Regions from separate parts of the Homo sapiens genome. Here all the other regions are linked to region 1. Evidence: chromatin contacts called from ENCODE Hi-C or POLR2A ChIA-PET data. All regions are on one chromosome and are shown on one strand. Each heading gives the region's core, a stretch centred on a gene start or an enhancer-like site at or near the end of the contact. The rest is flanking DNA. Distances are from core to core; before and after follow the strand shown.

Region 1 (5,064 bases), core at 60-2,559:
TCACAGTGCAAGGACACGGAATTGGTACTACAGGCATGAAAAGAAGCCAGGCACGGTGGCTCATGTCTGTAATTCCAGCATTTTGGGAGTTCCAGGCAGGTAGATTGCTTGATCCCAGAACTTCAAGACCTGCCTGGGAAACGTGGTGAGACCCTGTCTCTACAAAAAATACAAAAATTAGCCGGGTGTGGTGGCGCACGCCTGTAGTCCCAGCCACTTGGTAGGCTGAGACGGGAGAATTGCTTGAGCCCAGGAGGCCAAAGCTGCAGTAAGCCGTGATTGCGCCCCACTCCAGCCTGGGTGACAGAGTGAGACCCTGTCTCAAAAAACACAAAAACAAAACAAAAAAACAACCCCCCAAACCAAAAAACAAAAACCTAAGAAAAGCCAGTAACTGATACTTTCTCAATCTCTCAATGAAATGTCCTTTCTGATACTTTCTCAATCTCTCAAGGACATGTCCGGTAGGAAAGGAGAAAGGAGTGAACAAATAGAATTTTGGCTACTTTGTTATACAATGTAAAAAGGCTTTTTGGAACACCAAGGCATAAACTAAGGTTATTTTAAAAAAGAAAATTTTTTTTTGATACGGAATTTCGCTCTTATTGCCCAGGCTGGAGCGCAATGGCTCGATCTCGGTTTACTGCAACCTCCACCTCCCGGGTTCAAGCGATTCTCCTGTCTCAGCCTCCTCAGTAGCTGGGATTACAGGCGCCTGCCACCACGCCCGGCTAATTTTTGTATTTTTAGTAGAGACGGGGTTTCATCATACTGGTCAGGCTGGTCTGGAACTCCTGACCTCAGGCGATCCGCCCGCCTCGGCCTCCCAAAGTGCTGGGATTACAGGCGTGAGCAGGATTTTCATTCTAACAAGTTCCAGGTGAGTTGATACAGTGGCTCCAGGGACCGACCACATTTTGCTAACCCCCGGCTTAGAGTTATTCAAAGAGCCCGTATATGAGACGCGGATTCCATCTAGGGCGTTTAGGTTTAATGATTAACAATTTCCCTCTTCTGCTCTCTCAAGGCAGCCAGGGAACAGGGAGACCATGATTCATGTCCAATCCCCGAGGCGCGTTATCAAGCTGCTGAAAGCAGGCCCTCCGGACTGCAGTTCCAAAGGGTCCCTTCCCAGGGAAGACGCCTGCAAAACCCAGATAGTACTATCCTGGAGTCACGCGGCGGCGCGCAGCCTCCTAGCCGCCCCCACCCGCCCGGCTCGGCCACAGCGGGGCGGGGCGCGGGGCTGAGCAGGCGCGAGGGCTGGCTGCTGGGCCGACGAGGGGCGGTGCCAGGCCGTGGGTCCTTAGTCAAGTGACGCGAAGCGGCCGGCCTGGGCGCCGACTGCAGAGCCGGGAGGCTGGTGGTCATGCCGGGGTTCCTGGTTCGCATCCTCCCTCTGTTGCTGGTTCTGCTGCTTCTGGGCCCTACGCGCGGCTTGCGCGTAAGTCTGCGGGACCCGGGTACGGGGAGGCATTGCTAGGGGACAGGCTGGCGGGGAACCGGGCTGGGGTCGCAGCCACCCGCGGTCCCGCAGGGCGGGGAGCCTGAGCCCCGAAGTGCCCCCCAGCAGGCTCGCGGCCGGCGGAACGCAGGCAGTGGACCGGCCTTCCCGTCGGGGGCGGGCCGGGCGGGGCGCGCGTCCTTCCAGGCAGCTCGGTCGCTTGTGCGTTCCGCTCCGGCCGCCCTTTGCGCTTGGATCCACTTCCCCATCTGTAACGAGGTGTTGAGACGAGGTGCGTGTAAACATTTCCTAAGTTGGCTTTCCGGGAGGGGATTCCAAGTTGCGCGGGTTAGAGGGTGCCTCCGGCTCTGGTTTGGGGCGCCCTCGCTTTCCCAGTTGGTGCTCTGCGGAGCGCTCCGGAAGGAGAAAAATGGGGTCAGGAGAGGCCCTTGCAGTGGGAACATTGGGTTATTTCCCCTCTGGGTGCTCTCCCTCTTCGTGCATCTTGTTCCTTTCTCACCACTCCCCGTCGCCTGCCCTTTGGCTTGGGTTTTTCTTTGTATTTGTGGGACCGTTTTCCTTCGGCGTTTGGGGGTCCAGGTTGAGGGGGGGAATAGGCAGGCTGCCGGGGGATGCCATCGTTGATCGGGGCAGGGCTGGCGAGGCGAATAGGTGAGGTGCGGGGCGTGCACAGTTGGTGGGAGAGGAAGGACAGCTTCACTCGCTGCGTCCGAGCTGAGGCGACTGGCTGAGGGGCTCCAAAGCGCTGCCTGGGGAGGTTTGCATCACACCTGCGGAAAGGAGAGTGGGTAGTTGCAAGCTGCTCCTCTGCACGTTCCGCGGACCAACTTTGGTTCCTCCAGGGTGTAGGTGGGCTGAGCCTGCAGTATGCTTTAAGTAAGAGCTGGTAGCATTTGACACCGTTGACTTGTAAGTTACACCCTTTAATAACGCTTTCAATAACGTGCCTAGGGCAGAGAAAAGTGGTACATTTATCTACAACCAAGATTGAACATCTTAAGTATTTGGAAAACAGCTGCTGAAAATGTTTTCATTTTGGGAAAAAGTCAGCACAGATTATTTGCTGCTCCCTCTTCACCCCGTCTGTGGTTCCCCTACCCCAGTATGTAGACAGAGTTTTCTTGTCCAGAAGGCCCGTAGGACCTTAGGAGTCAGAGCTAGCCAGCTGTGAGAACCACTGGGGAAGGTGGAACTGGGGCACAGTTCAGGAGAACAGTGGCAGGGTAAGGGGCTAGGGGAAAGGCAGATCTTAACCAGTATCTGGGAGTGGGGGTAGGGAGAGAGAGAAGGATTTATGAACCAGGAACAGGTGGACAGGGTCAATCTGTCTGATGTGAGCTCATCAGTCTTGTGCAGCGTCATTGGGTCAGGGTGGATGCCCTGTGGCTGCCATACCTGAGGCCCACACAGGGAGGCTGGCATCACCCCAGGAATTCTCATTTCAGGTGCCTAGGTGTCCCTCTTGGGCTTCTGTGCCCACAGCTAAAGAAAGATACCAGCAGTCTAGCTTTCCATTATCTCCTTGTTTACATTTCTTTAGGGTTCACGCCATTCTCCTGCCTCAGCCTCCCGAGTAGCTGGGACTACAGGCGCCCGCCATCACACCCGACTAATTTTTTTCTTTTTTTGTATTTTTAGTAGAGACGGGGTTTCACCATGTTAGCCAGGATGGTCTCGATCTCCTGACCTCGTGACCCAGCGGTTCTCAAATTTTAACTAAATTTTAGCTGTCCTAGAAATTAAGAGAATATTCCTTTTTTTTTTTTTTTTTTTTTTTTTGAGACAGAGTCTCGCTCTTTTGCCCAGGCTGGAGTGCAGTGGCACGATCTTGGCTCACTACAACTTCCACCTCCCAGGTTCAAGTGATTCTCCTGCCTCAGCCTCCCGAGTAGCTGGGATTACATGCATCCACCACCATGCCTGGCTAATTTTTGAATTTTTAGTAGAGACAGGGTTTTACCATGTTGGCCAGGCTGGTCTTGAACTCCTGACCTCAGGTAATCTGCCTGCCTCGGCCTCCCAAAGTGCTGGAATTATAGGCGTCAGCCACTGTGCCCAGCCCTAGAGAATATTTTAAACTATTTGTTAAGAAATACTACATCATTACACGTTAATAAACAATATATATATTTGAAAAACAATAGTATTTCTCCCCAAATTTTAGGGTGAAGAGTTGCACTGTTTTACATTTCTGCAAATCTCTTTCAATGTCTCTTAATAGAAGACAGTCAAATTTTCATGTTTATTTCTGCATTAAATCTGTTGCCATATCACATGTCACATAGCCTCTGGAAGACTCCACCCCCTCAGGACAGAGTGAGAATGGAAAAGGCAGTAATGGCTTGGAATTATAATAAAAATAGTTTTGACTAATTGGACCCCTGAAGGGCTCTCTCCAGACCACACTTTGAATACCGCTGATTTGGAATGTTTTTATAAAACAAGTACATGCTTACTGTAGAGAAACTTTAAACGTATAGAACATGTGGTAAGAAAATGAAAACTGCCCATCATGTCACAATGCTGTGAGTTTCTTTTTGAATAATAAAGTATAGCTAGCAACTGACTGGTATTTGAGTAGCTTGGATTCAAGGTGGGTTGGGCAGATGTAAGTGGCCTTTGAGTTTTGAATGGGTACAAGGACACTCTAATATCCCACAAAGCTGATGCTGGTTCCTGGTTGCAGGCGGAGTTGACCTGGAAACCTCTCCTTGGCCACTGTCCTTTCTAAGGAACTCATTTCCAGAGTCCACCAGCACAGAACTGGTGGGGGAGCCTACTAGGAGCAGAGAAAATGGCCATCTTCAGGCAGCTGTCCCTAGGCGCGAAGGCCACCCTGGCTGCTGTCACTGTCTTCGTGTCCATGATCGCCTCCCGCTCGTATCTGGCAGAGAGCCTTGAGCTCAGGGCCTGGCGTTGGCTGCTTCGCTTGCAGCTTGCCCTGTTTGTCAACTCGCTCTTGCTCATTGGCTCCCTCTACATTTGGCGCAGCACAGTGAGCAACCTCTGCCACTCCCCAGCTGCAGAGTCAACCTGTTTTCAGCTTTGGAAGGTGGTGGTTCTGGCATTTCTGGCCCTGGCCCATTCCAGTTTCTTTACCATGTTCTTTTTAGTGGCCGAAGAGCCCTATCTCTTTTCCTTGGCGGCCTACTCCTGCCTGGGTGCTTACATCATCATGCTCTTCTTCCTCTTCATCCTCAGCGGCATGGAGCAGGCCTACCAGCTCTTGGCCTGGCGCAGTGGTAGGGTCGTGGGCAGCCTTGAGAAGACAAGGAAGCTCGTGCTCAGGCCTGCCCTGGCAGTGGGAGTGACTGCTGTGCTCAGCGTGGCCGGGATTCTGAATGCCGCGCAGCCCCCGGCTGTGAAAACTGTGGAGGTGCCCATCCATCAGCTGCCTGCCTCAATGAACAACCTCAAGATCGTGCTCCTCTCAGACATTCACTTGGGCCCCACAGTGGGCAGGACCAAGATGGAAATGTTTGTGAGGATGGTGAATGTGCTGGAACCAGACATCACGGTGATTGTGGGTGACCTCTCCGACTCAGAAGCCTCGGTCCTGCGGACGGCTGTCGCTCCTCTGGGCCAGCTTCATTCACATC
Region 2 (5,410 bases), core at 544-3,043, 990 kb after region 1:
GCCTTAGCATCCCAAGTAGCCGGGACTACAGGCGCCTGCCACCACACCTGGCTAATTTTTTGTATTTTCAGTAGAGACGGGGTTTCACCGTGGTCTCAATCTCCTGACCTCGTGATCCCCCTGCCTCAGCCTCCCAAAGTGCTGGGATTACAAGCGTGAGCCACCATGCCCGACTAATATTTTATTTTTTGTAGAGGCGGGGTTTTGCCGTGTTGCCCAGGCTAGTCTCAAACTCCTGGGCCCACCTCAGCCTCCCAAAGTGCTGGGATTACAGGCATAAGCTACTGCGCCCAGCCCTGGTTGTTAAACAATGTGAATGTATTATTCAATCAAATATCATTATGGTTTTAAAAATTAGTTTTTAGGCAGGGAGCGGTGGCTCACACCTGTAATCCCAGCTACTCAAGTGGATGAGGCACAAGAATCGCTTGAATCCAGGAGGTGGAGGTTGCAGTGAGCCAAGATCGCACCACTGCAACAGAGTCTTAGTATTGACTTAGCATATGCCAGGCACTAGGGTAGATGCCATTCTCAAAAGTTGGGAGACAGATAATCAAATAACTCCTTATAATGCAGTGATGCAGGCCAGCAATAGGGACACAGAGAGAGGCCACTGGCCTTGCTGGGATGGAAAAGTGAAGAACCAGGTAAGGTTTCCTTCAATAAGTACTTTCTGGGCCAAGTCTTGAAAGAGTAAAACTAAGACCAACTACCTAGGACCAGCTGCTGCAGCACTTCTGATGCCTGTCACGCCACAGAAAAACCGGTAAACAGAAGCACTGAAAGGACATCATCACTCTTAACTATTGTACACCAGTCCCTCCAATGTGGCAGAGTGTACAGCAATGAAAAAAGGCTTGGAAACACCAGATGCTACACTTTGCTTCCTTCCCCCTTCACACCCCCACCTCTACATTCACCCAAACACACCAGAGAATCCCACAGTGTACGTTTGATTAAGGGTACTAGAAGAACTGACATTTCTAATGTGCTCTATAAAATGTTAAAGTCAAATAAGGCCCCAAAGAGACGCAAAGCTTCGCAAACATCTCGGCAAGGGAGAATTCTCAACGCCTCAGGGAGAGCGGCCTGTTGAAACTTGGATTTTCTTCCTGATACGACGCGCCTAAGATAGTGGACCTATCAGAAGCGGGGGCGAGACGGGCACCTTGAAGGGCAGAGCATGCCCCGCCCGTGACCTGGGCAGCAAGAGCCCTTTAGCCCTCTCCGCCTCGGTTTCCTCAACACCGAAACTGCAGTAAGAATGCTCGAGCCTCCACCAAGTCCTTGACCCAGGAGATCCGCCGTGGAGAACGGAATACGCCCTTAGGATATTGTGCAAAACACCCAGGCGTGGCAAGCAGGTGGCTTCTGTGCGCTCAGTAACGGGGGCGCAGACAGGTGCCCGCGTGCTCGGGGTGCCCTCTCTCCGCGCTGTCCCCCGCACGCACGCGAGCCCAGCGCCTCCCGAGCGAGTGCCCCGGTGCGGCCTCCTCGGGCGCACGGTGCCCAGCCCAGCAACGAGGTCGCCCACCCCGCCTCCCTGCGCGCAGTGCCCGGTGCCCACGCCGCAGCATGGGGCGCGCAGCCCTCACCGCCCGGGAGAGGCGCTTCCTGGAAGCGGAGCCCCGGCCTCCAGCCCGCCGCCGCTCACCAGTTCCCCGAGCCCACGATGCACACTTTCAGGGGCGCCGCTGCCATGGCCGGGCCGAATGTAGCCGCCTGGACCGTGCTTCCCTGGCCGGCTGCCCACCTCCGCCTGTTCAGCCTTGCCCGCAGCGGCTGGCGGCGGCCCCGCCCCTTTCGCCTCTCCGCCAATGGTCGCGGCCACCCCCGCCCGGCGCCGGGGGCCGCAGCTGACAGCGGGGCAGGACCCGCTTCGCCACTCCCAAGAACCACTGCGCACGCCTGGCCCCGGCCGGCCTCCAGGCCCGGCTCCGGCACCGCCCCGCCCTGCCCGAGGCACGTCGGGACATGTAGTCCTCACCCCCCGTCGCTGCGCGGCCCTAGGCAGCAGCTCCCGCCGCGCCACATGCAGGCCCAGGCCACTGAGCAGCGACTCGCGCCCCTGGTTCCCGGTGGAGGCTGCACTCCATCCTCATGGGTGGAGCAGACCCAACCAGCTTGCCGTGGTGCCCCCTACACGCTCCTTTTTCCCTACTCGGGAAGGGCTGCCACATTGCCATTTGGAGCCGAGAGAGGCTCCTAGGTTGACTCTCAAGCCGACCAGACTTGGGGCAGAGCTCGAAATGCCCACCCGACCTTGTCATCCTCTGTTTCATTTGCACAAACAAGACACAGCCTGGCACCTCTGAACTTCTTAGAGAACTTGGATCTTCAGAGGACTTTGGAATTTGGCTGAACAGTACCTGCATTTCAAGGATGACACCTTTTCTAGTTAGAGTCAAGATAGAAACTTGACCTGGTGCAGTGGCTCACACCTGTAATCCCAGCACTTTTGGAGGCCGAGTCAGGAAGATCACTTGAGCCCAGGAGTTCGAGACCAGCCTGAGCAACATAATTAGGACCCCCCACCCCTCTGTACAAAAATTTAAAAAATTAGCCAAGCATGGTGGCACGCACCTATAGTCCTAGCTACTCAGGAGGCTGAGGCGGGAGAATTGCATGTGCCCAGGAGGTCGAGGCTTCAGTGAGCCAGGATAGGGCCACTGCACTCCAGACTGAAGGACAGTGAGACCCTGTCTCAACAAAAAATAAATACATAAAAATAAAGGGAAAAAGGTAACAACAGCTTGCATTCAGTGGGTGTCACCCTCACACGCTTACTTGGCAGGAATTGCTTTACCATTGTCTTTGCCCAGGGCCTGACTTATCCCTTGCTTGTGGTTTGTTTGCATTTGTGAGTAACACAATGCTCTCCTCCTTGACAAATAGAATCTTAGTTTGTTCATTCTGAGCATCAGTCTCTGCCAGGCACTGTGCTAGACGCTGTCAGAGTAGGACAAAGTCCTTTAAACCAGTGGTTCTCAAACTCTGCTGCATATTAGTCACTGGGGCTTTTAAAAATCCCCATGCCCAGACACCATTGCAGGCCAGTTACATCAGAATGTCCCATGGTGGGATCCAGGCATCAGGATATTTACTTATTGACATATATTTTTTGAGACAGTCTCCTTCTGTTGCCCAGGCTGGAGCAGAATTTTTTAAAGTTCAAGAGGTAGTTGCAAAAGCAAGCCAAGATTGAGAACCAGAAGACTAAAATATCAGTGGATTCTGGCTAAAGAAACAAATACTCTAGTACCTACAAAAAACTAAGCCTAGGCCGGGTGCCGTGGCTCACGCCTATAACCCCAGCACTTCAGGAGGTCGAGGCAGGCAGTTCACCTGAGGTCAGGAGATGGAGACTAGTCTGCCCAACTTGGCAAAACCCCGTCTCTACTGAAAATACAAAAAATTAGCCAGGCATGGTGGCAGATGCCTGTAATCCCAGCTACTCAGGAGGCTGAGACAGGAGAATCTCTTGAACCTGGGAGGCGGAGGTTGCAGTGAGCCGAGATCTTGCCTGGGCGACAAGAGCGACACTCCGTTTCAAAAAAATGATAGTAATACTAAGCCTATTAGTTTGATGCTCAGAGAACTGTTATTTTTGCTTTTTTCTCTACATTGTATGAAATATTTATTTGTGTTACTTATGATATTTACTTAAGGAAATACTTAAAGGGAGCTGGTGAGTCAGAGCAGTCTTTCCATCCCCTCACCAATGGTTTGTTCTCAATTATTTGCACTAATGCAAGGATACATGCAGGGATAATGGGAAAGATGGACTAGTAAAGCTTTATTAATCCTTTCTGTATTTGTGTAACAGAACGCATTTGTCAAATTGAATAATGAAGTCATGTCCTTGGGTAGTACACATACACTGCAAATATTTATGTTATCTAACTGAACTAGGGTCCCTTCACCTGACACAGTAAGGCCAAATACCCACACCAAGGTTTGCAGAGGGAGAAAGAAGGGTGTTTATCTGTAGGGTACCAAGCAAGGAGAATCAGGTAGCTCCTCCTTGATGGCTGGCAAGTAAGGGTTTTTAAAGGCAGCTGGGGGCCAGGCGCGGTGGCTCACACCTGTAATCTCAACACTTTGGGAGGCCGGGGTGGGAAGATTGCTTGAGCTCAGGAGTTCAAGACCAGGCTGGATAACACATACCGTGTCTCTACAAAAAATTAAAATTAGCTGGGTGTCCCAGCTAGTCGGAATAGGCTGAGATGAGGGGATTACTTGAGCCTAGGAGGTCGAGGTTGCAGTGAACTGTAATTGTGCCACTGCACTCCAGCCTGAATGAAAGAGCAAGACCCTGTCTCAAAAATAAAAAGTAAAATAAAGGTGCGTGGGGCAGAGGTTACAGGCAAAGTCATAAATCAATACATGGAGCTACACATTGGTTTGACCTAAAAAAGCAGGACATCTCAAAGTGGGGGAGGGGGACCCACAGGTCATAGGTGAATCAGAGATTTTCTTTTTTGCAATTGGTTAAGGAACTTTAGACAAAGCTTTGTCTAAAAATTTGGGGTCAGTAGAAAAGAACGTTAGTTCTCAGCCTGGGCAGTATAGGGAGACCCCATCTCTACAAAAATAATTTAAAAATTAGCTGACCATGCTGGCACAGACCTGTGGTTCTAGCTACTTGGGAGACTGAGGTGGGAGGATTGCTTGGGCCTGGAAGGTGGAGGTTGCAGTGAGCCATGATTGTGCCACTGCACTCCAGCCTGGGCAACAGAGTGATACACTGTCTCCAAAAAGAAAAAATAAAAGAAAAAAAAAGAATGTTAGTTCTGATTTGCAGACATGACTTTCAGGCCCCTCTGAAAGACGTTGAAGAACAGTGGTCAGAGTTCAATCCTCAGTTCCTCCTTATCTGAGGTCTATATGCCAGTGGATACATTTCGTGAGGGTCTGGGTTTTTAAAAAACAACTCAGGGACATAGTTAAGATGCATCATTAGTTTCTATAGGGACCATCTTCTGACTCTAACTTCCTTGGCTTTTTATTTTTGATTTTTTTTTTTTATTTTGAGGTAGAGTCTTGCTCTGTCATCCAGGCTGGAGTGCAGTGGCACAATCTCAGCTCACTGCAACCTCTGCCTCCCAGCTCAAGTGATCCTCTCCCTCAGCCTCTCAAGTAGTTGGGACTACAGGTACATGTCACAATGCTAATTTTTGTATTTTTTGTAGAGACGGGATTTTGCCATGTTGCCCAGGCTGGTCTCGAACTCCTGAGCTCAAGTGATCTGCCTGCCTCAGCCTCCCAGAGTGCTGGGATTACAGGCGTGAGCCACTGTGCCCGGCCTTGGCTATTGTTTTAAGCTACTATTACCTTCTTGCTTATTAATTTGCTCATTTACTTCTAAAGGCTGGGAAGGTGCCTGGAATTTCCCTTGAAGGAACTCAAG
Region 3 (4,980 bases), core at 690-3,189, 590 kb after region 1:
CCCCTCGGCCTCCCAGAGTGTTGGGATTACAGGCGTGAGCTACCGCGACCGGCCTGCTTTTTTTTTTTTTTGAGACGGAGTCTCACTCTGTTGCCCAGACCGGAGTGCCGTAGCGCGATCTCAGCTCACTGCCACCTCCACCTCCCGGGTTTGAGCGATTCTCCTGCCTCAGCCTCCCGAGTAGCTGGGATTACAGGCACACGCCACCACGCCCGGCTAATTTTTGTATTTTTAGTAGAGACGGGGTTTCACCATGTTGGTCAGTCTGGTTTCGAACCCCTGACTTCAGGTGATCCACCTGCCTCGGCCTCCCGAAGTGCTGGAATTACAGGCGTGAGCCACTGCGCCTGGCCTATCACAAATCTTTTATCCATCTCTCTAGTCATCAACTCATCTTAATTTTGGATGAATTTCAAAGGAACTTTTAGACATCAGTAGTGTCTAATTTGGGATGATAGTGACTTGAAGAATAATGGGGCAATGAATCCTTGTAGCCCTGGTGAAAATACAGTGGCCTTCCTTGTTGGACAGAATTGGTGGCATCTTGGCCTTGGGAGGACATTCAGAGTGCATGTAATCAGAGACAGAAGGGTAGTTCTGGCTGGTTGTAGGTGGCCCCTGCAGGGCAGTATCTACTTGTCTCTATTCATTTGAATGGGAGCTTTTGTTTGTTACTGGAAGAAGAAAGGGAGGTTTGGGGCCACGGAGAAGATGTAGCAGCTGATGGCAGCAGAAACCCCTTCTCTCTTCCATGGGTTTTGAGACTCCAATGGAGAGATGAGTTAGAAGCTGACGTTTTCTGGGTTAGCGTTTAGCAGCAAGGTTTCGAGTCAGACTGCTTAGGCCTGCATTCCAGCTGCTCCTGGCTGTTTGACCTTGGATATGATTTCAGCCTCTTGGCCTCAGTTTTCTCATTTGAAAATGAATGTAACCGACTTTATACTGTCGAACCTACTTTATATTGTTGTGAACATCCTGTAACTCAATCAACTTCAGTTGCTAAAATATAATTACATTCCTTGACAAGTTCACACAAAATTAACATATGTGACTGTAGCAGTTGGTGACCAAGAAAGAGAAAAAGGAAATGATTTTGAAAAGTGAGCCTAAATGGAATTTCGGGAGACGCGGGAGGGAGCGATTCTGAAAGTCCTTACAGACAACTCATTGTACTTCAAATGAAATACGAATTCTTCCCTTGGTCTGCAAGGCCTCCACATTATCTGGCCTTTGCCTACATCTCCAACATCTCCTTTCCTCCCGTACTTATTCCTAGCGACACAGGCCTTTGGGCTTCAGATTGAGTCAAACTCATTTGGTCCTCGGGACATTTGCACTTTCGTGAAAGGCTCTCCCCAGAACTTTACAAGCCTGGCTTCTCACACTTTGAGTCTCATTCAATTCAAAGATCATGGTCCTCAGAGAGGCCTTTCCTGACCACTCAGTTTAGTAGTGGCCATTTAAGTAGAGCACCCAATTCTCCATCCTTTTTTCCTTCTCCTTCCTCTTCTCCTCCTCCTCCATCTTCTTTTTTTTTTTAATAAATTTATCAAGCCACCAGAAATGCTGAATCCATTATTTTCGTATCATATTTTCACGTCACTTATCACTATCTGAAATTGCTATCCATCTGTTTTCTTGTTTATTGTCTGTCTCTGTTACTAGGGATCCTGTGATTTTGGGTAGTACTTGGCTGTCACCCAAGTACCTAGAACGGGGTTCACTGCACACCGAAAGTACGCAAAAATACTAAGTGAATGAATGTCAGGAGGATGAAAGATGGAGGGAGGTGAGAAATCCATCAAAGGCTCACAGAAAGAACTCAATTCTTGGATGAAAGTCGGAAGAATCCCAACAGCTAACAAGCAAATTTGCTGAGAGGGGGCGGGGCGGGCCAAGGGCGGGGGCGGGAAGGGGCGGAGTCAGGCGGAAGCCGGGGAGAAGGCCCAGGAAGTGACGGCCGCCTCCCGGCTACCGGGGACTTCTGGAGTCCGAGAAGTCAACGGCGCGGTTGCTGCGGCCGCCGCGCTCCCCGGCCCGAGGCGATGGAGAACGGAGCGGTGTACAGCCCCACTACGGAGGAGGACCCGGGCCCCGCCAGAGGCCCCCGGAGCGGCCTCGCTGCCTACTTTTTCATGGGCCGGCTCCCATTGCTCCGGCGCGTTCTCAAGGGCTTGCAGCTGGTGAGTCCGCGGTCAGGGAGGGCGAGCCCGGGCTGGGGAGCGGGGTCTGGCCCGGGCTTGGGAGGCCGCCGAGCTCCTTCGTTTCAGCTTGGTTGTTCAGTAAAAGGAGGTTTCCACACCTCTAGTTCCTTCCCTCTCAGCCTGGGGAAGGGGGCGTTACCCTCCGCCCTTCCGCCGGGCGGCCCCTCAGTCCCAAGGCTCTCCCCATCGGGATCCCACGAACTGGGGCCACCCAGCCTGTTAGGCGGGCTCAGGAAATGCGTCGGAGACCCAAGTCAGCCACTTCAACATCTTTCACTCATCCTCTATGGCGACTTTCCTCTCTTCTCTCTGCTGCTACCCTGCATTATCGCCCACAGTGCCTGTATTTAGACTGTGAAGCGCTGTTTATCTTTCTCTGGCTCTTGCGGTTTTCCTGCTGCGAGCCCATGGGGGCAGTTTAACTTGCTGGACAAAGTCCTGCGATACCACGCGTGGCATTGAGATGTGTGTGTATGTGTGTCCGGTAAATTGTCTTCTAAAAGTTTTATATTGACTGGAAAAGAATTATTTCAAAATTGAGCAATATGGGTTCTAAGTGGAAAGTCAAAAGGACAGCTTTTTGTAAGTATGTGCGGATAGCTGAACTAGGACATGGTATGCATCTTTCCATTTTATTGAGTTTATTTTAAGCAGTTGAAGTACCATAAACCTGTTCGTGAAAACATCAAAGCATCTTTGAGATTTAAATTATTCACTTTACAGTCGTGTTGGCTCCTATGTACTGTTCCAACCACTGATGGTTGAACCAGTTTAGGAAAAATAGAAACAGTTTAGGTTCTATTTCTGCAATAGAACCAGTTTAGGAAAAATCCGAATGCTTATGATGTTTATGAGTTTTGTCTTACTTTGTTTTGTTTTTTAACCATTCTAAGTAAAAATTAGCTCATTGGTTTCCTTGGAAAGAACTTAAATTCTTACAACTCAAATGACCCGAAGTTAAATTCTTAGAACTCTAGTGACCTACTTTTATTGAATAGAAAAACAGAAGTCGGAAAATCGGCACTGCTGTTTAGCGATCAAAATGATCACATCTGCTGATGACTGGGAAATCATTTGAAAGCAAGTGATAATGTGGCCTATGGAACCCAGTAGGATCTGGCCTTATCTTTCTCCCAGTCTCCCTCTAGGTGGTTCCACACTGGCCACCTTTAATTTATTACGAGGCATCAGGGGCTCTTTCCTGCCACTGTTCCTTTGCATAAGCTGTTCCTTCTACCTTCTTCCTTCTTCCTTCTCTTCTCTTGTCAGCTGTCACATGATGATTTTTAGGTATTAGCTGTATTTCTCTGCAGTAAAGCTAAAATTTTCTACGTGAATAGTAGAACTCTTTAGAACAGAAAAGAATATTCATCTGAAGCTTTTTTTTTTTTTTTTTTTGAGACCGAGTCTTGCTCTATCGCCAAGGCTGGGGGCAGTGGCGCAATCTCGGCTCACTGAAACCTCCGCCTCCCGGGTTCAGGCAATTCTCGTGCCGAGTAGTTGGGACTACAGGCACGCACCTCCATGCCCGGCTGATTTTTTTTTTTTTTTTTGGTAGAGACGGGGTTTCGCCGTGTTGACCAGCCTGGTCTCAAACTCCTGACTTCAGGTGATTTTCGCCCTCCGGGCCTCCCAAAGTGCTGGGATTACAGGCGTAAGCCACTGCGCCCAGCCCATCTGAAGCATTCTTGCTGCTCGAAAAAAATCATCTGTATTGGTTTGCTGCCCACAAAATCTCCTGTTTTCAGTTGCCTTTATTATTTTCTTTCTAATAAAAAGTGGCAAAGCTAAAGTAAATTTTCTGATTACCTTCTTATAGTTTAGTAAACTGTAGTTTCGTATCTTTGGAATAGAACATAACCAGTTTCCTTCCTTATTGCTGTTATAGAAGAAAACATGGAACACAACCAGAAATTTTTGTGGTAAATGTTATACTTGGACACAGAGAAGATGAATTTGCCTTAAAAGATCGTTAGACTATTATTAGTTCTCCATCATTCATAAGAAGAAATGGAGAAAAAATAAAAACTAATATCTCTTTATGAAATCCATTTATTTGTTTATGGGGAAATTGTCATGTTACAGGAATGCTTTCTTTAATGTGGAGATTTAAAAGTACTTTTTCATTACTGCCTTTCACTTTGATGGTTGTCTTTTTGTTCCTTTGTTTGTTTTGATAATGTCTTATCTCTTCACAGTAACAGTATATTACAGGAATTATCCAGCAAGTCCCAAGAAGGTTACATATGAAGTCGGTAAAAGTTGTCTTCCAGCCTGGGGCTATAGGCAAGGTCTTTGCCTTAACTCAAATTCTTCCTTTAGATAGATTGGTTGTTTTACTTTAAATGTTTAATTTTTTTAAAAAACTAAACAGAATTGCGAGCTCCAGTAAGGAAACAACTGTAATGGAGAAACCCGTAATCAGAAGAGGAGGTGTTTTAACAAGGGACCTGCAAACCCTGTGAAATTTTATTCAAAATATTGTACACTTATATGTTTGAGTATATTATTCTGGACCCATAAATCTTAACAGAATCTCAAAGATCCTACAAGAGAAAAGCCTGCTCTAAAACTTAAAAACCAGACATTGTGTATATACTTAGGAAATTCTTACATTAGAGTCTTCGGAGGTTGAATTGAATTACCTCTGAGGTTCTTTGCACTCTTAAGGTTTTTTTTTTTTTTTCAAACCTCTGAGGCTCCATGGGGTTTGCTATTACAGAACTGAATTGAATATTGAAGGGATAGAGAGTGGAGCCTGTACACAGAGGAGATT
Region 4 (4,837 bases), core at 195-2,694, 680 kb after region 1:
CAGTGTGTTGTCACCAGGAGATGAGCAAGATATGAGGACAGCTTAGACACGGACCCTGTCCTAAAGGGTAAGGAGCTTAAGATCCAGACACAAGTAACGACAACAAAACAGGGGATAAATACCACCAGAGAGCTACAATTTGTGAGGAATAGAGGAAGGAGAAGGTCAGGCATGTCCCGTATGAAGAGCAGACATGGCCCTGGTGTGGACTCCACAAAAGCATTCCAACACACAGAGAAGGGGAATCAGAGGCTTCTGGCAGTGGGAACACAGCCACAGAAGGCATAGGGGTGGGAAAGCACAAGAGTATATTTGGGAACAAGAGGGTTGTTGTCCATGTTAGGCAAACTGCACAGGTATGTGAAGAGGTGTGATGGGAAGCAAAGCTGGCGGGATGGGGTGGGGATCAGATTCCAGGCTGAGGAAGTAGATATGCTAGGTGGGCGATGGGGAGCCAGTGAAGGTTATTGAGCAGAGAAGAGCCACAGCAGAATTGTTCTTCAGGAAAATGAATCTAGTAGCAGGTGGACTGGAGATGGGAGAGAAAAGACACAGAAGTCAGTTTGTAGGAGGCTGTGTCAGTTCTAGCAAGGCAATGGGGACTGAAATCAGAATAGTGGCCAGAAGAAAAGGGAGAGGAGCTGGGTGGGAGAGGAGGGCAGCAGGTGGCAGGAATGTCCCAGGGAGCCTCCAGGGACCCAGGCTGCACGGTGAGGTGGGGAGCAGGGTCGCCTCCAGTGGGAGGGTCCAGACAGCCGGTGAGACCAACAAAAAAACTTCCCTGGCTGGCTTGGCTGCCTCAGATTGTTGACAACATGGTCAAGCGATTCCGTCTGTGCAAACTCTGCCATAAACTAAACCGCTGAGTCAAGCAAGCAGGCAGCAGGCCTTGCCACTTCTGCAGGCCATTAGCTGGCCCCCTCTCCTGCCCCCAGACCCAGTTCTGAGGAACAACTCCCCAGAGAGGGCCTCTCCCACCTGCTCTCTGGCCGCTGCATTTTTTAGGGAACAAAAAGCCAGCTGTGGTAAACCGCCCTTCAGTCAGGCAGACAGTGGGACTATGGCGTGGACACCTTGCCCCTTTCTTCCTCCTCCAGCCTTTTCAACCGTGTCCCCAGTTCAAAGGCATGATCATTGTGACCTGCAGGCCCAGGTACAGCTGAAGTCATTTCAGAAGGCTGGCGTAGAGTCAGCCCTCCCCTGCTGCCTGCATTCTCCTTTGCTTTCTCACTTTTGAGTCATCTGAGTGCCAAGTGAAAACAAAGACCTCCCTTCAGAAAGTTCCCCACCTCATTGGGCTTCACTTTTTAAAAATAACCTGTTAGGCTGGAACCTGGCCACTCCCTACATTTCCCCTCACCCGGCCTGCGGGGTCATTCTCAGGCCTCCTTGCCACTGCAAAAGCCTCCTGGTGGAAAGACAAAGAAGGCCTTTCAGTCCCCATGAAGCAGGCTCTGCTTCTGCCCTGATCTGGATGCATCTGGAGGAAACAGGGAGGCCACAAAGAGACATGGACGAAAGGTTCATCCTCAACAATACCTCCTCTCATGTGCCTGCTAATGGAGAACTAGACTGCTCAGATAAACACAAATAAACTGTTCTTCTAAGGTGACAACAGGGACCCAGCACTTGGTAGGACCTCAATAATGTGACGCAAATCAATTTGAATCTAGCTACTGGACTCAAATACTTCTTCCTACATCCTGTTCCTGAATTGAGCTGCATAACTTCAAGTTTTTCTAACATGTAGGCAAAAAGGAGAAACAGATAAACCCAAAAGAACACCAACCACACAGAGAGGAAAGAGAGACCAGGATTCAGAATAACCCACACTAGACCATGAATACATGAATATCTCAAAAGGAAGGACGCAAAGTGGGTTGAGTCATTAACAAGCTTACAGAGAAACTCCAGGCTATCAAAAACCCTCCATAAAATATTAGCATATCATATCCAACATATATAAGAAATACAAATGTACCACAGCTAAGGTTTATCACAGGAATGCATGAGTAGTTCAGTACTTCCAAATGTTTCAAATGTATATGCCTTATGAACAGACAAAACAAGAAAAGCCATATATTCGTATCAACTGAGACAGAAAAAGCGGCATTTGACAAAATTCAATATCCAGTCATGATTAAACAAAACAAAACAAAACTTTCAGCAAGCAAGGATAGGAGGGAACTTCCTTGACTGAGAAAGGGCATCTAAAAACCAACCCACAGCTAACATGATACTTGATGAGATACTGCATGCTTTCCCCCAACACAGGGAACAAGGAAAAGATGTCTTTTCTCACATTCTTATACTGCTGGAAGTTGCAATAAGGTAAGAAAAAGAAATAGAGGCATATGGATTGAAAAGGAAGAAACAAAACTACTTCATTGGTAGACAACATAATGATCTATGTAGAAAATCCCAAAGAATCTACTAAAAACCTCCTTAGAACTAATAAATAACTTTAGTAATGTCATGAGATACAAAACCAATTTACAAAAATCAACTGCATTTCAATATCTTAGCAATGAACAACTGAAGTTAAAAATTAAACACAAAGGAGAGGACTATTTACAATAGCAGCAAAAAGGGAAATATTTATTAGGTATAAATCTAACTTTACAATATGGTGAAAATGATAGAACACTGGTGAAAGAAATCAAAGACCTAAATAATTGGAAGGGCTCACCGTGTTCATAGATATTATTAATTCATGATATTATTAATGAGCCAATTCTCCCCAAATGGATATGCAGGTTCAACACAATTTCAATCAAATCCCAGTGATAGGCTTTATTACTGTTATTTTTGTAATATTGGAAAACTGATTCTAAAATTCATATGAAAAGGGCAAGGAATGAGAATAACCAAAAACAACTTTGCAAAAGAGCACTATCCAATTTCAAGATTTACTATTAAGTTACAGTAATCAAGACAGTGTGGTACTGGTGAAAGCTTAGACAAATAGACGAATGCAGCAAAACAGAGTCCAGAAATAGACCCATATGAATATAATCAGCTGGTCTTTTGAGAGAAGTGTAAAGTAATTCAGTGGAGAAAGGATATCCTTGTCAACAAGTAGTGCTAGAAAAACTTGATATCCATATATAAAACAACGACCCCTGGCCCATACTTAACCCTTATGCAAAAATTAATTCAAAACGGATCACAGACCTAAAATATAAAACTGTAAAACGTCTGGAAGAAAACGTAGGAGAAAATCTTTGTGACTTGGATTAGGAAAAGAGTTTTTAGATAAGATACTGAAAACACAATCCATAAGGAAAAAAAACTGATAAATTAGACTTTATCAGAGTTAACTTTTGCCCTGCTCTTTCGAGAGACTAAGAGAAAGAAAAGGCAAGATATAGAGCAGTGGAAACATTTTGTAAATCCCATTTCTGACAAAGAACTTTATCCAGAATATACGAACAATACTCAAAACCTAAAAATAAAAAACCAACAAGCCTATTTTTAAAAATGGGCAAAAAATGTGAATAGATACTTCACCAAAGAGGCTATGTGGATGGCAAATAAGCACATGAAAAGATGTTCAACATTATAGTCTTTAGGGAAATGGAAATTAAAACCACAATAAGGACAGGCGCGGTGGCTCGCAACTGTAATCCCAGCACTTTGGGAGGCTGACGCAGGTGGAGCTCTTAAGCCCAGGAGTTCGAGACCAGCCTTAGCAACACAGGGAAACCTGGTCTCTACAAAAAATACAAAAATTAGCTAGGTGTGGTGTTACACGCCTATAGTCCCAGCTATTCAGGAGGCTGAGATGGGAGGATTGCTTGAACCCAGAAGGTGGAGGTTGCAGTGAGCTGAGATCATGCTACTGCACTTCAGCCTGGACACCAGGTGAGAACCTGTCTAAAATAAATAAACAAACAAAAAAAAAACCAAAAACAAACCACAGTAAGATATCATTACCTACCTATTTGGATAGCTAAAATTAAGCAAAACCCAAACTAGAAAATACTGATAATATCAAATGCTGGCAAGTGTGGTAAACAACAAGAACTCTCATACACTGCTGTGGGAATGCAAAATGGTATAGCCACTGTAAAAAACAACTTTGCAGTTTCTTATACATTTGAATATATACTTAACGTACGACCCAACAAAACTACAGATAGGTATTTACTTAAGAAAAATGGAAACTTACATTTATACACCCAAGAAAAACCTGTAAATGAATGTTTATAGCAACTTCATTCATAATCGCCAAAATCTGGAAACAGATGTCCTTCAACTGGTGAACACACACATATCCATATCATGGAACACTACTCAGTAATAGAAAGAATATTTTTATTATCCAAGTGATAACATGGATTAATTTAAACCCCTTTTCCTAAGTGAAAGAAGCCACTCCCAAAGCTACATGTTATATTATTCCATTTATACGACATTCTGGAAACAGTAAAACTATAGGGATGGAAGACAGATCAATGGTTGCCAGGAGTTACAAGGTGGGGAAAGGATTGACTATGAAGGGGCAGCATGAGGGAATTTAGGGTGATGGAACTGTTCTGTACACACTGTGGTGACGGATCTATAACTCTATGCATTTGTCAAAACCCACAGAACTGTTCTAAGTGTTCCGAAATTGATTGTGGTGATGACGGTACACACTCTGTGAACAGACTAAAAACTTCTGAATTGTCACTTTGAATAGATGATTTCTATAGTATGTGAATTCTATCTCAATAATGCTCTTATTTAAAAAACTTAAAAGAAAAAGACATCTGCTGAGAAACCACACAATGACACTGCTGTGGAATGACAGTTAGATTGTGAAGAAGAGATGAAATTCAGAGGTCCCAGCCCT

What was found. Hi-C counts contacts between places; a loop is a spot of excess contacts on that map. ChIA-PET counts read pairs that join two places held with the same protein, here RNA polymerase II (POLR2A). Pooled maps may share reads with other maps.
Region 2: a loop to region 1 is called in a map of naive thymus-derived CD4-positive, alpha-beta T cell, with 8 times the contacts of the local background. The contact joins the promoter of GPD1L here to the promoter of TMPPE in region 1. A Hi-C loop is called at or near these places in 1 of 168 maps with a recorded cell type or tissue (naive thymus-derived CD4-positive, alpha-beta T cell) and 8 of 50 pooled maps. POLR2A ChIA-PET finds 5 or more read pairs at or near these places in 1 of 52 experiments (B cell).
Region 3: a loop to region 1 is called in a pooled map, with 6 times the contacts of the local background. The contact joins the promoter of CMTM6 here to the promoter of TMPPE in region 1. A Hi-C loop is called at or near these places in 1 of 168 maps with a recorded cell type or tissue (GM12878), 5 of 37 single-sample maps with no recorded cell type and 13 of 50 pooled maps. POLR2A ChIA-PET finds 5 or more read pairs at or near these places in 4 of 52 experiments (GM10248, T-cell and activated CD8-positive, alpha-beta memory T cell).
Region 4: a loop to region 1 is called in a pooled map, with 2.6 times the contacts of the local background. The contact joins the enhancer-like site here to the promoter of TMPPE in region 1. A Hi-C loop is called at or near these places in 2 of 37 single-sample maps with no recorded cell type and 2 of 50 pooled maps.

What each region holds. Positions count from the first base shown.
Region 1 is chr3:33,093,391-33,098,454 of GRCh38, reverse strand. It overlaps TMPPE (transmembrane protein with metallophosphoesterase domain), which reads left to right and starts at 1,309. Exons shown (of 2, transcript NM_001039770.3): 1 at 1,309-1,736; 2 at 4,152-5,064. The coding sequence starts at 4,260. It overlaps GLB1 (galactosidase beta 1), which reads left to right and starts at 1,309. Exons shown (of 16, transcript NM_000404.4): 1 at 1,309-1,444. The coding sequence starts at 1,370. RefSeq lists a silencer at 1,112-1,721.
Region 2 is chr3:32,103,003-32,108,412 of GRCh38, reverse strand. GPD1L (glycerol-3-phosphate dehydrogenase 1 like) reads right to left here and starts at 1,793. Exons shown (of 8, transcript NM_015141.4): 1 at 1,655-1,793. The coding sequence starts at 1,701. RefSeq lists silencers at 1,391-1,530, 1,651-2,060.
Region 3 is chr3:32,499,811-32,504,790 of GRCh38, reverse strand. It overlaps CMTM6 (CKLF like MARVEL transmembrane domain containing 6), which reads left to right and starts at 1,939. Exons shown (of 4, transcript NM_017801.3): 1 at 1,939-2,183. The coding sequence starts at 2,046. RefSeq lists silencers at 1,839-1,928, 1,999-2,228.
Region 4 is chr3:32,416,883-32,421,719 of GRCh38, reverse strand. The region is part of intron 1 of CMTM7 (CKLF like MARVEL transmembrane domain containing 7); the gene reads right to left. Among named protein-coding and RNA genes, the nearest start is that of CMTM7, 27 kb to the right of the region's middle. RefSeq lists enhancers at 1,290-1,369, 1,460-1,529, 1,590-1,649, 881-2,080. Within about 2 kb of position 1,444, at least 24 of the 41 ENCODE cell types and tissues checked have a DNase peak (open chromatin) inside an H3K27ac peak, as active enhancers do.